Linked DNA regions of Homo sapiens: region 2 is linked to region 1. The links are chromatin loops, found by intact Hi-C in ENCODE. Cell type or tissue: OCI-LY7. All regions are shown on one strand. Each heading gives the region's core, and the rest is flanking DNA. Links, peaks and the distances in the headings are about the cores only. Region 1 has its middle 49 kb from the start of CCDC195. Region 2 has its middle 120 kb from the start of NYAP2.

Region 1 (2,926 bases), core at 204-2,703:
TTGGGAAAGGGTTAGTTCCTTGAAAGACCAGGCACTGACTTCTAGAGGGTGGCTGGATGTTGGCCAGGCCAAAACAGTAGTTATCTCCTACAAGACTGCAAAATCTAATGGGCTTTAGAGTCTGCCTTTAAAAGTGGGGACAATAAAATGTGCCTTACCTTACTTCACAGGATCAAATTCAATCCCTCAAATGAATTCTAAAAATTATAAAGGATTTTACAAAGGCAAGGTAATGTTATGTTACCTTTCACAGGTGATTTAACTAAAGGAATATGTAGAAAGACATTACTAGGGGCAGGCACGATGGCTCACGCTTGTAATCCCAACACTTTGGGAGACTGAGGCGGGCGGATCACGAGGTCAGGAGATGGAGACCATGCTGGTTAACATGGTGAAACTCCGTCTCTACTAAAAATACAAAAAGTAGCCGGGCGTAGTGGCAGGTGCCTTTAATCCCAGCTACTCAGGAGGCTGAGGTAGGAGAGTCACTGAAACCCAGGAGGTGGAGGTTGCAGTGACCCGAGATCGTGCCACTGCACTCTAGCCTAGGTGACAGATTGAGACTTCGTCTCAAAAAAAAAAAAAGAAAAAAAGGAAGACATTGCTGAAGTGTAAAGCATACCCAGTTTTCTTTATCTTACCATATATTGACCGCAATGTAATTTTGAAGGAGTTTGGAGAATATTTCTTCGAGTTTTACAAAAGGTCAGACTCTGATCATATGCTGATGACCCTAACTAGAAATTTCTACAACTTTATAGAAAACTTGCATGCATTACATATGCATGCATAGTTAGATGCATATATAGTTCCTTAACTGCATTAGTCAGAGTTCTCCGGAGAAAGAGCACCAGTAATATACATATGGATATATATATATACATTTTTATTTATTTATTTTTTTTGTGAGACAGAGTCTCGCTCTGTCACCTAGGCATTGGTTCATGAGAAATTGGTTCATGCAATTATGGAGCCTGAGAAGTCCCACAATCTGCCATCTGTAAATTGGAGACCCAGGAAAGCCAGTGGTACAATTCAGTCAGAAGGACGGAAAACAGGAGAAATAATTATGTAAATCACGTTCTGAGGGCCAAGAAGCTGAAATGAGGTGTCCGAGCTCAGCAGAGCAGGGCAAATTTCTCCTTTCTCCACTTTTTCTTTTATTTAGGCTCTCAATTGATCAGATGATGCCCATATACATGGGAAGAGCAGTCTACTTCAATGAGTCCACTGATTCAAATGCTAATTGCATCTGGAAATACCCTCCCAGATACACTCAAAAACAATGTCTAATCTGGGCACCCCATGGCCAGTCAAGTTGATACATAAAATTAACCATAACACCTGTCTTTGTCATATTTGGGTGATCAGCCAGCCAAGAAATGACATATTTTGAGAGCTTTCAGAGTTGCAGAGTCACTAGAGGGTTAATGGTAATGCAAATACCTTAGCTTTCACATCCTGTCTTTGATAAGAGTTTACGTTTTCAGCAAATAATCTGTGAAGTGGCTAATTTGCTGGGGGATAATGAGAATAGATAGTTACTCTGAAAATTGCTCTTACGCAATTCTACTTACTTTTTAATGGTGTCTCTTTTCTTTGTAAGAAGTGCCATATTTTGGGACAACATGGGGAATTTAATCATTAAGTTAAACAATAAACCCTTTAAACTACCTTAATTTCTTTTTTTTTTTTTAGATGGACTCACTCTGTCACCCAGGCTGTAGTGCAGTGGCACAATATTGGCTCACTGCAGCCTCCGCCTCCCGGGTTCAAGCAATTCTTGTGCCTCAGCCTTCTGAGTAGTTGGGATTACAGGCATAAGCCACCATGCGTGGCTAATTTTTGTATTTTTAGTAGAGATGGGGTCTCGCCAGGCTGGTCTGGAACTCTTGACCTCAGGTAATTCACCCACCTTCGCCTCCCAAAGTGCTGGGATTATAGGCATGAGCCACTGCACCCGGCAAACTACCTTAACTTCTAAGAGAGTCAACAATTCTATTAGTTGAATTATACGTAAGTAAATAAAACCTTGAAACAATGGAAAAACCCTTATACAAAAGGCAAACAATTAGAAAAGACTCAGTACCCTGGGGCCTAAGTAATATAATTAAAAGCAGGATTTTAAAAAATAAGTTTCTTTCTAAAAGCAGAGAAAGCACCAAGGTGATTGCTTTGTTTCCCACAGCTTTCAGACCCTGAGTGCATTGGTAAGGTTTTCCTAATTGCTATATTTCTTATATTTTGTAAAATAAAGAAAACACAGATCATTTATCTTTCTAGTATACAAGAACCATTTTGAAAGGGCCATTTCTCTTGTTTAAATGATAATTATATGTCATAACCTATAGTAAAGGTAGAAAGGAGGCTCACACTCCCAGTGTTTCAGGAGACAATGGAATAAAACTAGTTAAGATGTCATTGTTAAGACATAATAGTAATCAGTTAAGATGAGGTCATACTAAAGTAGGGTAGGCCTCTAATCCAACATGATTGTTGTCCTTACAAAAGGGGGAATTTGGACACGGACAGTCTCATGGGGAGAACACCATGTGAAGATGAAGGCAGAAATCTACAAACCAAGGAGTGTCAAAGACTGCTAGCAAACCACCCAAAGCTCGGAGAGAGGCATGGAACAGATTCTCCCTCACAGCCCCCAGCAAGAACCAACCCTGGCAACCTCTTGATCTCAGACTTGTAGTTCTAGAATTGTGAGATAATAAATTTAGTTTGTGGTACTTTGTTATGTCAGCCTGAACAAAGTAATTATGGTCCTCATTTTATAAGTGAAGATTCTGAGGCTCATAAAGATAAACTTGTCTGACGTCAAGCAGCCAGGACAGAGCTGGGGCTGGACTCAGGTTACTCCAAACATTGTGTTTTAAACCCCTGCATCGTTTTCCAAAACTGATCCAAGGACCTCTTG
Region 2 (2,926 bases), core at 293-2,792, 610 kb after region 1:
AATCCATCACTAAGCCAGAGAGATCATTTAAATATATTTGGACCAGGAAGTTCAATACACTTCACCATATAATTTATGTAGTGTTAAATATGACAGATGATTTTATATAGAATGAAAAATAAATTTCATTTTTAAATGCTGGCAGTAAATTCAAGTACCTATTTAATTTCACAATGCATTTATTTCATCTTTTACCTTCCTAGAAATAGGTAGGTAATGCTCTTTGAGATTGATATGTACATTTCTGTCACCAAGATGCAAGTCTTAAGGTTGGAGCCCAACTCCCTGGCATTTATTTGAACAGAACTTCAGCAGCAGCTCTGACCTGATCATCAGCTGTGGTTACTTCTGTAAATCATGGTTTGGCAACAGCTCTGCACCTTCTTGCCGATGCCAGAACATCTTGGCCAGTGGCCAATTGATTAAGCACTAGTGAATCCCTGGGGTGTGGGGCTATTTCAAAACCTAGAACTGTGAAATATTTTATCTTCCTATGTTAAGAGTTTAGGAAAAACTTGAGGTATTTTTTTAAAGTTCCCATAGTTAATATCCTGAGGATCATAGTCCTCAGATCTTTATTTGTTAATATCATTCATTGTATGTAAAATATTCCAACAGAAAAGATTCCCTTGTGAAAAAAAATGTTCTTAGTTAAACACACACATACACAGAAACACACACACACACACACACACACACACACAGTGTGCCTATCATTTGTTGGTGATTTTCATGGTTTAACATTTTTTTTTACCGAATCTTTTTTTTTAAAGAGAATTCCTAGACTCTGGGATGTATATGTTAAAGTCTATTAGTCTTATCTTTTTTTCCAATCACTGTTTACATGGATTGTAAAACATAGACCCTGATAGTGCATGCTAGCAAATGGAGCAATAGTTTGGGTGATAATATGTTACAAGATGGAAGTGGTTAACATTGAGTTATGGGAGAAGAGATATTAAAAACTGAAAGAGATCCAAGTCAGGCACCCAGGAAAAAATAGGTAGGCCAATGCCAGTAATACAATTTCATAACTTAGGAAGGGTCAAGGTCCAGAATCAGGCCAGCAGGAGACATCAACACTTAAGCAAGGGCATGTATCAGAGCCAGGACCTTGAGGGCAGTGCAATATCAGACCAAGAGGAATGGAGACAAATAAGGGAATCTAAGGAAATTTTGTCTATTCCTTCATTAACCCTGCCTCCTCCACATTTACTAGTTTCCTCTAACATAACTAACACTCTGAGAGTTTGCACTTAGGGTTCCTTAGTCTCTGATTTTATACTTAGCATAAAGTATGCCTTGCATCAAAGCACATTTAATTTAATGTAATTTAGTGAATAAATGAATAAAGAAATAATAAAAGTGGACCCAATGAGCAAAAGAGTGTAAACATTTTGGAAAGATAGATTTTGCTAAATTCCCTTTTTACATGGTTTTTATAGATTTGTATTCTCATCAGTAGAGTATAAAAGGATTCCCTGAATAGTGCTTCTATAACATTGAGGATTAGTTTTAAATCTTAGACAATCTGATTAATTAAAAAAATTAGTTATTCCTTTAATGTTCATTTCCTTGAAACCTGTGAGGCAAAATAAATTTACCTTTGACAATGTTTCTTCTTTTATGATTTGTCTCTGCACAACCCACCTTTTTTGTGAATGTCTGTCTTGGGTTCACCCGAAGCTGTTATGAGGCTAGGATATGAAAATAAGCAGTTAATTTGGTTGCTAATCCTGACAAACGCTGGTAGGAGAATGGGGAAATGAAACGAGGACAGAAGAAATCCCCTAAGTGTGCATTTTGAACAGATTGTCAGCACAGACAGGTGAACTTTAATCCCATTACAGAACTGAGAAATTCAGAGTTATCCCATCTGCAGGACTAGAGAGCTGGGCTCATTACTTACTCTTGTTATTCCTTGGCTGGGGGTTGCAAGAAGAGGTGACTTTTACCAGATGAAATGGAGAAAGCCCTTGGGCAAAGAGATGCAGGTGCTGGCCTTTGGAATTGTTCAAATTTCACTGAAATGGTTTTGGCTGAGAGGATAAGGTAAAATGCCGAGGTTTCTCTTACAAGATAATTTAGTTTTTCCCTCATCAATGAGTGAAATCATTTTAACTTCAAGTTTATTTACTGTCATTATTTTTCCTACCAATGAACTTTTTAGTTTCCACCTGGTTATTCCTTTTTTTTAAACATATACATATATATAGATGAGTTCTCACTATGTTGCCTAGGCTGGTTTTGAACTCCTGAGCTCAAGTGATCCTCCTGCCTCGGCCTCCCAAAATGCTAGGATTACAGGTATGAGCCATCAGGCCTGGCCTGTTAATTTCTTTATGAATTTTAATGGAACATTTTGAAATAATGCATTCTTTTTCTCTCATATTTTGTTCATTACATTTAACAACTTCCTTCTTGAAAAGACCTGTTGAATATTTATGTTTTAAGTTAGTTTTTTTAATATTCAGTTTTATAATTTACCTATAATTGATATGGTAGAGGTATGGTTACCTTTTATTTTCAAAATACTCAGACAACTAAGACAAAACATTTTATAATAATATATTTCTTCTATATTGTTTTGAGATAATTTTTAACCTATATATTTTTTAAATGTTTATATAAATGATAGAATGCCTTCTTCCATAATAACTTTTTTTCCAATTGTTTTCTATCATTGCCTACATTTTTCTTCATGCCTCAAGTTCTAGGTAAAATTTAGAATGATTTTGTTAATATAAAGTATCATTGAGATTTTGCTAGACATTGCTCACCCCAATATTAGACTCACACAATAATTTAGCGAGAACTCCCATCTTTTTATTTCTTCTTTTCATCTCCATAGAATCATATCTTTCTTTATGACATCAGTAAAGCTTTTCTTCTGTAGTGTCTTTCTAGGCTTTTTCATATCATATTT

Evidence for each region. Hi-C counts contacts between places; a loop is a spot of excess contacts. Peaks named below come from ENCODE experiments on the same cell type or tissue, not always from the same donor. Only the 100,000 strongest peaks of a DNase experiment are listed, where the experiment ranks them.
Region 2: a loop joins it to region 1, with 8 times the contacts of the local background. A loop is called at or near these places in 1 of 110 quality-filtered maps.

The regions. Positions count from the first base shown.
Region 1 is chr2:224,665,793-224,668,718 of GRCh38, forward strand. No RefSeq gene overlaps it. Among named protein-coding and RNA genes, the nearest start is that of CCDC195, 49 kb to the right of the region's middle. In OCI-LY7, for the core only: no CTCF peak of the experiment used is centred there; a DNase peak (open chromatin) is centred at 1,369; H3K4me3 peaks cover 2,345 bases; H3K27ac peaks cover 2,500 bases.
Region 2 is chr2:225,274,585-225,277,510 of GRCh38, forward strand. No RefSeq gene overlaps it. Among named protein-coding and RNA genes, the nearest start is that of NYAP2, 120 kb to the right of the region's middle. In OCI-LY7, for the core only: no CTCF peak of the experiment used is centred there; DNase peaks (open chromatin) are centred at 367 and 1,767; H3K4me3 peaks cover 2,301 bases; H3K27ac peaks cover 2,500 bases.